Regions from separate parts of the Mus musculus genome. Here region 1 is linked to region 2. The links are chromatin loops, found by intact Hi-C in ENCODE. Cell type or tissue: heart. All regions are shown on one strand. Links, peaks and the distances in the headings refer to the core of each region. The heading gives the core; the rest is flanking DNA. Region 1 overlaps 1700029H14Rik (RIKEN cDNA 1700029H14 gene). Region 2 holds the start of Coprs (coordinator of PRMT5, differentiation stimulator).

Region 1 (5,365 bases), core at 1-5,000, 340 kb after region 2:
CAAACCCCAAGCCCTGACAAGTTGGGGAAGGGCCTGTCAGCGCCAGTCACAGCTGTCTTCCCAACCTGGTGCTAGAACCACCTTCTTTCTTGGCAGTCACCACAGCCATGGTCCTGAGGGAGAGGTGCCAGGGTGTCAGGGCCTCTGGAATATCTAGACATTTTGACCTGCAGACAGGGAGCTCAAGTTCCCTGGGGACCCTGCTTAAAACTGATGCACAGAGTTAGGAGCCAGGACAGCAATGTGGGAGCAGAAGGTAGATGGGACACTTCTCACTTTTTTAACCAGTTGGATGAGAGACACTGCCACAGTCCATCAGTTGCAACGCATGTGGCCTCTATCTACTTCATCCTAAGGGTGGGCCTAGCTTCCCTCTCATGAGACATGTTCCAGAGAACTCTCATATGCTCAACATTCATACAGGTATGTTCCCATGTACATAGAGCACACATGTACACAGCCATGTGAGTATGTGGGGCTGTGCTCCTCAGATCCTCATACACATACCACACACATATGCCCACACATTGTACATTCATATGTATAATAGAGTGCACACATATTCACACTTGCATGTATATTCCTAGTGCACACACCCCTTACATAGCACATAAATGTATGGGGTCACATATACACATAGGCACACAGAGCATGAGATACCTGGAAGTCAAAGGTCAGAGGTCACAGGCCACAGACGAGTACTTTGTATGTGTCTCTTCCGTTTCCTTTGGGACACATGGAGAATAGGGTGAGAGTTGAGGTCATTTAGCTATAGAAGATTTCTAGAGCTGCAGACTCTCAGAGTGAGAGTCTTGAAGGACTTCCTTTCCAGGGAGGCCACACTCTAGGTAGAGGGGGGAGGGAGGCCCATCCATCAATTTCCACCTAGACCCCTAGCTCAAAGGGTAATTCTTTCCCCATTCGCTGGCAATAATGGGCCCAGATGGGCCTCTGAGTGGGTCTATATGGTAAACTGAGGCAATGCTTTGGGCCCACTATGTGGTTTTGAATCAGGTCCATTCTCCAGATGCCAACAACAAGACGGGTACCCAAGGTCACTTGAGGACAAACAGCTGGTTGGCCCCTCTGTCAGGATGGAAGAGGAGGCCTTGGCCATTGCTTTTAGACTCTTGCCATCAGCATGAGTCTGTCTACCTGTCTGTCTTTGGTGGGTGTGTCTGGATAGCAGTTCTGTGTTGGCCACAGCCAGGCACCTGGGTAGGAGAACCCTTAGGTTAAATCTCAGCAATATGATTGCTTCTGCGAGTCTTTGTCAAGGGTCCCAGCATCTTCCAGTTCCAGGGACTGATATCAGATTGAAGAAATATTTGGGGTTTTGGTTCTGAGCATTCCCACGTGCCTGAGAGCTAGCTCACACTCTCCTGTCTCTATGCACCTATCTCTCTGTGCACAGTCTCAGAGCCTACGGCTTCTGAGCATTATTTGCCCCATCAAAGAAGGGGTCTGAGCCGGGCAGTGGTGGTGCACGCCTTTAATCCCAGCACTTGGGAGGCAGAGGCAGGAGGATTTCTGAGTCAAGGCCAGCCTGGTCTACAGAGTGAGTTCCAGGACAACCTGGGATACACAGAGAAACCATGTCTCAGAAAAAGAGGTCCGGGCAGGAGCTGCTCAGAGCACTTGGCAGCTCAGCACCCAGGAAGAAGGAGGTGATCATCTATGTGCTGAGGACTCGGGGTCAGGGCAGGAGCTCAGTTATACTTAGGCAGCAGCCAATTTTACTGGAAGGATAAAACAGACCTGGAGCTTGAGGGACAAAGGGTGCCTGCCTTATGTCCACATGTCCATGGGCAACCAAAGACACTAGGCCCATTCACCAGTGGGCTTTCTTGTTACTGCTTACAATGGCCAGAGGCTGTTGAAGGATGCCTACCATTATGATCCAGCACAGCTGCTTGGCTCCCCAGATCCAAGTAATGTTGGAATTCGGGGAGGGCTGACAACCCAGTTTCTAGGGTTCTCCATCCCACTACCTGGTGTTTTCCAGGAGCTTCAGTGACTCAGACCCCAAAGACCCCATCGTCTTTGGGCCCAATCATTCCAGCCAGAGCACTAACACAAGCTTGACCCTAATAGAACCATCAGTCATCTCAGGACAAGACCCCTCTGACTCAGCCGCTAGTAGAGCTCTCTGGGGACTAAAGGAAGACAGCCTAGGCCTGGAATGGCTCCATGATCCCCGCCATGGGCAGGGCCAGAGTGACAGCACCCAACGGATACCCAAGGCAAGAGACCCTCTTCCAATCCAAGGCCAATCACAGGTAAGGTGACAGACGACGGTGAATTCATCTTCCAGCAGATGGTCACTGCAGAGAGCGGGAACAGGGACCTCTGCTCAGGTCACGAGTAGATTGTGTTACGTGTCCCGTCCACATTGCCCCTGAGGAGATCGGGTAGCACAGGGACCAAGTTGGTGTCCCCATGGGCCCTGCCTACAGTGGAACAGACTACTTTGATACTACTTATTTTATCTACAAAGAGTTTCGTAAAAAATGGACTTTGGGTAAGTATTAGGCAAGTTTAGTTAAGACATGAAGACAGGAGACTGAGGGAGCTGAGAGGCAGAGGGGAGGGTGCCCTGTGCTCTGCACCAGTCTCTTCCTTCACTTCTGCAGAGTACACACTTTGGCAGCCAGCCAGCCTTCCCACAATTCCCCTCTATCCTCCACCCACATTGCTGCTGCCCCCATAGGCTTATTGGTCCAAACACCAGGACTGAGCAGTGGCCACTTTCGCCTGTCTGATGGTGCCCTCTGGTGGTTCAGATTCTCCAAACAACTCTGCTTTCAGCCCTAGGAACCAACTCTTCAGGACCAGCAGGCACTCCCGCTTCCTGGCTATCACAGAACTTAAGAGCCAGCTAATTGTTCACTAAAGGAAACAACACAATATGAACACATCGCTGGAGTTACAATGTCGTATGTAGACAACTTCCAGGCCACAGCTGGAGAGGAGAGGGGACAAAGTCACCTCAGAACTGGTCCTCCCTGCACCCACATCCTTAGACCTCAGGTCCTGGGCCACAGTCCTCCTTAGTACCTCTACTGGAAGCCTAGTTCTCTCAGGATGCTTGGGTAGGTGAACTCCCCAGTCACCTTCCCATGTGACCCCTCAATCACCTTTCCATGTGACCCCACATAACACCAATCAAAGCAAAACAATTCCTCAAACATCTGAGGCCTAAGTACCTGGACTCATCAAGGACATGGTAGCCATAGTGAGTCCACTGAATGGAGGGTGGGGTGGCTGAAGCTTGACCTTCATGGGCTTCTGGGGTTGCCATGGTCACAAGAAGGCTTAGGATGGGGTGAGAGGGTCTGCTGCCTCCCCCACCCAGAGCAACGTCCTATTGGGTTCATAACTGACGGGAGTTCAGGATATGTGCCTGCAGAGAACCCAAGCTGGGTCCAGGTTCCAGGATGGTCCTGATGGAATTCAGGCTCACGTTTGAAAGGCTGAGAAAGTCCTAGGGCCACTGGGCAGCTCGTCCTTTGTGGCAGGAAGTTGCTTAGAAGAGTTAACTGGTGCATCTACAGACATAGTATCATGGGTGGCTGCTTTGATAGACAGATGGGCTCTAATAAGCACTCTAGCCCATGAGGCGGAGTCTGGGCGGTCCCCTCTTACAGGTGTAGAGGAATGGGAAGTTCCCAGGCAGTCAGACTGTGTTACTCCCTACTGTGAGGCTGAAGTGGCGAGGAGTCTTGCATAGCCGGAAAGAGCATGCAACTTTAGGGACATGAAAAGGTGTAGCCTAGTATGGTCCATTTGATGTCCTGGAGTCTGGCAACCTGTAAGCTTCATGGGAAATAAGAATGGCACCCATCATTCTCCTGGGTAGGGACACCTGGGGAGTTTGCTAGGGAGTTAGGGGTGCACTGAGGCTCCAGTAGGTGGGTCTTATCTGAATTCCAACAACTTTCTCAGCATCTTCCCTGTGTGAGCTTAGCTTTGGGGGACATTTTCAGAGCTCAGCACCCTGTGACCGCAGCTGACAAAAGTGACCTGTGGCATCAGGAGCCTCCCCAGGGGCGAGCAAATGTTCTATAAGGTTAAGACAAGCTGTCTCAGTGAAGGAGCCCCCAGTTTCAGCCATCTTGTTTGGGTCTAACAAAGCTTAAGGCATCTTCAAGGGTGACCCCTGCTTTACAGATGGAGAAACTGAGGCACAGGGAGAGGACAGGAAGCTGAGGCAGAGCCCAGAGATTGAGCAGCACTGGGGTGGAGATACATCCTCACGGGGTACCGACAGGCTCTCCCCACCCCTTCTCCTGAGTTGATGATCTTTCAAGACAACTTGGGCCCCTCTCATAACCCATCCAGTCCTGGGGAAAGATCTAGCTCTTCTCTCAGCGCCCATGATGGGGAAGACTTCCTTCTCCAAGGGCCTCCATCCCACATTCAAGAACCCTTGCTTCCAAAGAAACCTCGCCCATGAAACTAGTGCCCCTCCCAACCCAACGCATCTGTTCCCAGGGAGTCCCTGTCTACTCTACCAGCTCATTTTCTAGGGCTAACAGTGCCATCCTTCGGGTTCCTATCTGTGGCCTCAACTAGCCTGAGGCTAAAGAGTTCAGCCTCGGCATAGCCCCAGGCTGTCTGAGGGTGGATGAGAGGGCATAAGTCCCTGGGGAAACACCAAGCTCTCAAGGTTGAGCCACTTCACAACACAGTTCCATATCTGGTCAGTCTGACTGTGAGCTCAGTCTTCCACCTTCGTCTCCTACCCCACCCCCGGCATCCAGGCAACTTGGCAACAAAGTTCCCCAAGTCCCGTGTCTGTCTGTCCCTGGGAAAGAGGGGAGCCTCCGGATTGAGAGCCGCCTCAGGGAAAGTCCCCAGTCAGCGGCTCTGCAGAACCAGGTTGTGGGGCAGGCCCAGGCATGCTGAGACATGCCTGCATGCAGCTCTCCCAGAGCTGCTCTCTCCACAAGCCTGCCTGCCTCGCCTCCCACTCGGGTCCTCTGAGGACTGGCTGGCTGATCCTCCCGAGTTTGCTGCCAAGTTTCCTGCCTGAGGTGGGAACAGTCACAGATTCCAGGAACAAAAAGGGGACCTGAAATGCTAGTTAGACCTAGAATGGACAGGAGTTAGAGGAAGCCCGAGCCGCAGAACTCACCACCCTGCAGGGTACCCGCCAGGGCTTGAGGGTCACGACTCTGCAGGTCCTTACGTTAGCCTGGCTCAGCATCTGCTTAGTATGGCTTGTAGTTTCCCAAGTAACCAGGAGAAGGTAATTTTTCTTTCCAGATATGGAGGGATGTGTCTCACAGCTGGCTTTGTGAAATGCTGTTCCGTCTCCCCCACCCCCCCCCCCCACCCCAGTCTGCAGCTCAGACACTCTGAC
Region 2 (5,371 bases), core at 306-5,305:
TTGACTCTAAGTTCCTAACACCACCTTGTTTTTGTGGTGGCACGTTGTTTTGCTCCTTTATCCTGGTTCCTTGCAGATTGACTTTAAAGACGATCATTAAATCAAAGCAGCATGTCTCCAGGCTGCTGGGTTATCATTTCAGATCATTTCAGGTTGCTGAAGTCCCTCATTAAGGGATGCTGTAGTGCGGGTGCAGCCTGCAATCTGGAAAACCCTGTGATTGGGTAGAGAGAAAAGTGATGGAGCCCATCGGCTGTGACTGTGTGACACCCGGGTGGGCTCTATGTGTCATTTCACAATGCAGTAGGAAAGCCCCGTGTGGCTGGGATGGCTCAGTGCCCAATCAGGCCTAAGGCTCGAAACCAGCACTAGAGGTCAGAAAGAGCTGTAGAGCCTGCGGTCCCGCACAACAACGCAGGTGGGCGTGCCGTCCGGCGCTGCCCCTGCGCCGCCCCGCCCCCTCGGTCGCCGCGCCGCCCCACGCCGATTGGCTTGTCCGCAGCCCGTCGGCCGTCACGTGCCGGAGCGTCCCAGGCGCCTGGCTGTGGGCGGCCGGGCATGGACCCTCAGGCAGCCACCGGTCGGGGCCCGGGCGAGCGGAGTTCGCAGGAGGCCCCCAGCGCGGAGGTGAGCGCGACGGGGTGGGGGACGCGGGCATCCGCGACCACCCAGGCGGGAAACCGCGGGGTTCACGCGCTGCCGGGAGGCCGCTCACCCGGGAAACGCCGGGGCCGCGCGAGTGCACGCAGAGAGCCTGGCCGGTAACGGCAGTGGGCGCGGGAACGCGCGCGGACCCGAGCCCTAGGCTGTGGCTGGCGCTGAAGGGAGAGGGACACTGGGGCTGCTGGGGAGCATCTGCGGGAGTGAATGCAGGGAACGCGGAGCTGGCTTCCCGGAGCCGGCTGCCCTGAGCCCGCTCCAGCCGCAGGGGGCTGGGTCAGGTGGGAGCTGCGAGGAAACGGATTTTTTTTTTCTCACCTTGAGGACCTCTGGCCATTGGTGGGGATGTGTAGCTGACCTTGGACGCCAGATGTCACCCGTGCTTTTTCCCATTTGATGAAACGAATGGTCCCCTTGTGACACGGGTTTTCAGAAACTTGTTTTTAAGTGCGCGCCATACAGCCTTTCCCCATGACCTGCCCGTATTGCATCCACCTACTGCGAGCTTCTTGACTGTAGACATCCTGTTTCCCAGAAGCCGCACCTATGCCTGGTGTATCCTAATTGGATGAATGAATAGAACGCTTACCAGAGCCTCAGTGATGGTACTTGAAGCTGCTATTCAAGTACCAATAGATTTGCAAAGAAAATCACTTTTGCAAAATAGGAGAGTGATGTTGTTAGGGCGGATCTGGAAAGGATGTTCTTGGGTGAGAGGGTAGGCCCAGCAAAGGTCTGGATATGAGAAAGGGCAAGGCAAATGGCCTTGGAGCTTGGGTCGGAGAGCAGGCTTCTTACAGAAAGGAACGTGAGAGTCAATATGAATGGCATTGCTGGTCTGTGATGGCAGTGGAGGGCTCGCGAAGCTTTTAAGTGGAAGGGTGAGCAGGAGTAGGGAGATAGGCGTGAGGTTCAAGTAAGAGGTCCAGCACCATAGGGGGCAGCAGTGGTCTGTGGTTATCACGGACTACAGGAGATAGAGTCATTAAAGCTCAGGGGTGACTAGATAATGAACGGTAATTAGGGTGAGTGCTAAGTACAGTTTATTTACATGCAGGATGAAGGCTGGAAAGACAGCCATGGTGGTCTTACAGAGTTTGGCTTGGCTCTTAGCACCCACAACAGATGTCTCAGCCCTCTGCAACTCCCTCTCCAGGGGATCCTCCTGGTATATTCACACACACACAAATATACACAAATAAAATAAATATTGCAATTTAAGTCAAAGAAGTGTTACTTCTTGCAGTCTAACAGGTGGTTTTGTTATTATTGTTGGCTTTATTGTAATATTTTTGAGACAGGGTCTCATGTAGCCCAGGAGCTGGGCTCACTCTGTGGCCAGGACTTCTGATCCTCCTGCACCTATCTCCTAAATGCTCAGATTACAGAGTGGCCCACCATGCCTGGTTTTATGTAGTGTTGGAAAAATCAGTGTGTAGCTTTGTGTACACTAGGCAGACACTTGACCAACTGAGCTACGTCTCCAACATATGTTAGATGTTTTATAAATATCCTCCATCATACGACCCCTGCCAGATCAGAACAGCCATTCCAGTATCTAAAGGTCACAGCCTACGTGCATGGTGGGGCAACAACTGACATCAGCCTGATCATCCAAGCCCTGGACATTACTGTTTCCACTGCAGAGAGACCTTGGGGGGAGTAAAGTTTGGGGAACTTTGAGGCAACAGGCCGCAAAATTACCTGGTTGGCATTGGGGGGGGGGCGGGGTTAGGTATTCTTTCCAGTGTGTAGAACTCAGGCTGCTTCTCCCGTGGACCGCTGTGGAATGGCTGTGTTGGAAGGAGTTGTTAGACATAAAGACCTGAGAAGGGCAAAGGTGTGCAGAGAAGTTGCAGGTTCAGGAGACAACTATCAATCCTGGCCAGGAAAAAAGAGAAGTTAGAGCAGTTAAAGTGTTTTTGGACTTAGAGGAAAGAGTTTACACACAGACTTGAGGTTACAAGCCGAGACCAGGGAGCTGTCCCATCTGGCTCTAGGGTCTCTGAGCTTGGAGAAGTCCTGCTGCCCAGACTTCTGAAGAGGGCCTGGGGCTGAGAGCAAAACTGACAGCTGTGACAGCTGTCCATTGGGCACCGCAAAAGGGCACTCCCAGCGGTCAGAACGGAGAAGTGTTCCTGGGTGATGCCTGTAGCCTACAGGCCCTGTTCTGAGGCCTTGCCAGGTCCTCAGAAGGGTGTGCAAACTCTACATCGTGCAGGGCATTATGGGTGGGCGGGTTTGGAGCTTCAAAGCAGTGACATGTCCTACTACCCAAGTTCCTGGTAATTATTTCTTCTTCCACAGGCTGGCTTTGCCACAGCTGACCTCTCTGGTCGGGAGACGGAGACTGAGCTGGCCGTGGATCGACTAGGCAAGTAGACGGCAGAGACTGGGGCTGGGGTGGCCATTGGAAGAGATGGAGACAGCACAGTCCCGCTGTCTTGTCTATCTTCTCTTGCTAGCTGACCCACTTAGCCACTGAGTTACCTTCTTTGCCCACTGTCTCAGCGGGACTCTTGGTTTAGAAGCTTCGAGGAGGTACTGGATGACCGTGGACCCAAACCACCCCATTTCACTGGGAGGAAAAGCATCTAGTGTGTGTAGCTAGGAAGACTGTTTCAGTTTCAGACCCAGGTTGTAGTCCTTGGGCTTGCCTTTTTCATCTCTAGATGGCTTTATCTTTAAAGTAGGGTACTTCGTCGTGTTGAATGAGAAGATCTGTAATGACACTGCCACTGTGTAGCTCTGTGATGTACTGAGTTACACTGGGTAGCACTGGTCTATACAGCCTGGGTACAGACAGCATGGGTATGATCAGAGTAGGTGCTAAGTGTTTCAGGCACAGATCTGAGTGTTTCCTTTTTTCCCCCTAAATAAACTCACAACAATCTGAGGACTATTTCACCAATGAGAAACTTAAGGTACATAGTAAAGTCTTAAAATACAGCAAAAGATATAGACTTGGCTTTACCTGTTAACTATATTAACTATATGACCTGGCTCATTCCGCTCTGTGATAGTGTGTACAACTGTCACTGCTACCTCTAGGATGTTGTCACGACCCCAAAAGGAAGCCCTGTCTCTGGAGCACTCTCCACTCTTTAGTTCTCAAGCCCCTAACTACTGATAGCTCCCCACCCCTAATGAATTACCTGGTATGGACATGCAAGTGTGAATTCACAGTAAAGGAAATTTTGGTCTCTTACGTCCTGCTTCTTCCAGCTCAGCACATTTCCAGGGTCCATTCCTGTAGCAGCCTGCGTCAGCACCCCTCACCCACAAGACTGAGCACGCCCACCACCAGGTTTCCTGCACTTTGTGGATCATTTATCCCCTGGTGGCATTTGGTGGCTGAATGGTGCTGCAGTGAACATCTTTTCTTGTCTGAAGTGTGCACTGTTTGAAGCGGAGTTGCCAGAGCATGTGGTAATTCAGGGTTAGTTACCTTCAGTGTCAGACAGCTCAGAACAGATCTGACCTGAGGCAGTCTGTCTCCAGATTCCGTGCTCTCCACTGAATTGTGTTATAGCTGTGATGACAGTCTTAACACCATGGCTGTTCTCAGGCCACTTGCTTCCTTTCCTCAGACCTGGTATCACCATAGCAACCCATGTTTTGGAGGTCTACTGTCCTTCTGTAGGCTTTGTTACGTTACTGTGTGGCTTCCCTGAATTCAGGAGGAAGAACACGGGGACTGGACAGGCTCCGTTCTGTTTTCCTTTGTGCACTTGCATCTAACAAGCTTCAAAAGGAAAAGTGGGGCATGGGCTTGAATAGCGGAAGTACACTCTGCCAGAGGCCATTGGGTTCACTGTAAACGACCTGAAGATGTCCCCTTTATAAGCCGATACCCTCTGTACTGACTGAGTGGCCTTGTTTATGACAAAACATCTTGGAAAAAATGATCAACTTCATTTCTAAAATATAAACTAAATACTCCAGTCAGTAAGTGCTCACGTAATGAAAGAACTATCTGTAGATTTTTTATTGCTTCCTTAGAAAACGGCTATTAGAAAGTTTCTTTTTTTTTTTTTTTTTCCCCCCGAGACAGGGTTTCTCTGTGTAGCCCTGGCTGTCCTGGAACTCACTTTGTAGACCAGGCTAGCCTAGAACTCAGAAATCCGCAAAGTGCGTCTGCCTCCCGAGTGCTGGGATTAAAGGCGTGTGCCACCACGCCCGGCAGAAAGTTTCTAACCATATGAGCAGACCTCCAGTTTATCATTTTTAAAAACTGTCTGTCTGTTCATAGCCAGTGGAGCTCAGAGCATCCCTGCTGACATTCCTGCCCATGCCGAGGGCCCAAGTTCTGAGGAGGAAGGCTTTGCAGTGGAGAAGGAAGCTGATGGGGAGTTGTATGCCTGGGAGCTGTCAGAGGGTCCATCCTGCCCACCCATGGAACAGGCTGCAGATCTTTTTAATGAGGACTGGGACTTGGAGCTGAAAGCAGACCAAGGAAATCCTTACGGTAGGTAGGGAGCCTCTGGGGTTGAGCCTGAGCAGCTCAGACCCTGCACCCTGGCCCTAAAGGCAAACAGTGTGGAAGTCAGATGGTGTTCATTGCTCCATTGTCCCAGGACTGGAATCTCTGCTTCTTTTCTGTATTAAAAACAAGTACACTGAATCCACAACATGTCAATTTGCTTTAACAAGAAAATTCTCCTAAAGTGTTTGAGCTGAGCGGCTGCAGATGGAAGTACTCTGCTGTCTG

The links. Peaks named below come from ENCODE experiments on the same cell type or tissue, not always from the same donor. Only the 100,000 strongest peaks of a DNase experiment are listed, where the experiment ranks them.
Region 1: it touches region 2 in a loop (14-fold over the local background); 3 of 42 quality-filtered maps call a loop at or near these places.

The regions. Positions count from the first base shown.
Region 1 is chr8:13,548,562-13,553,926 of GRCm38, reverse strand. 1700029H14Rik (RIKEN cDNA 1700029H14 gene) reads left to right here. Exons shown (of 9, transcript NM_025601.3): 8 at 2,095-2,279; 9 at 2,809-3,205. The coding sequence ends at 2,160. Among named protein-coding and RNA genes, the nearest start is that of 1700029H14Rik, 11 kb to the left of the region's middle. In heart, for the core only: a CTCF peak has its summit at 2,781 (motif pointing left); DNase peaks (open chromatin) are centred at 2,296, 2,696 and 4,976.
Region 2 is chr8:13,885,423-13,890,793 of GRCm38, reverse strand. Coprs (coordinator of PRMT5, differentiation stimulator) reads left to right here and starts at 523. Exons shown (of 4, transcript NM_025556.3): 1 at 523-627; 2 at 2,968-3,034; 3 at 4,913-5,128. The coding sequence starts at 559. In heart, for the core only: CTCF peaks have their summits at 384, 1,597 and 2,783; a DNase peak (open chromatin) is centred at 483; H3K4me3 peaks cover 1,327 bases; H3K27ac peaks cover 1,009 bases.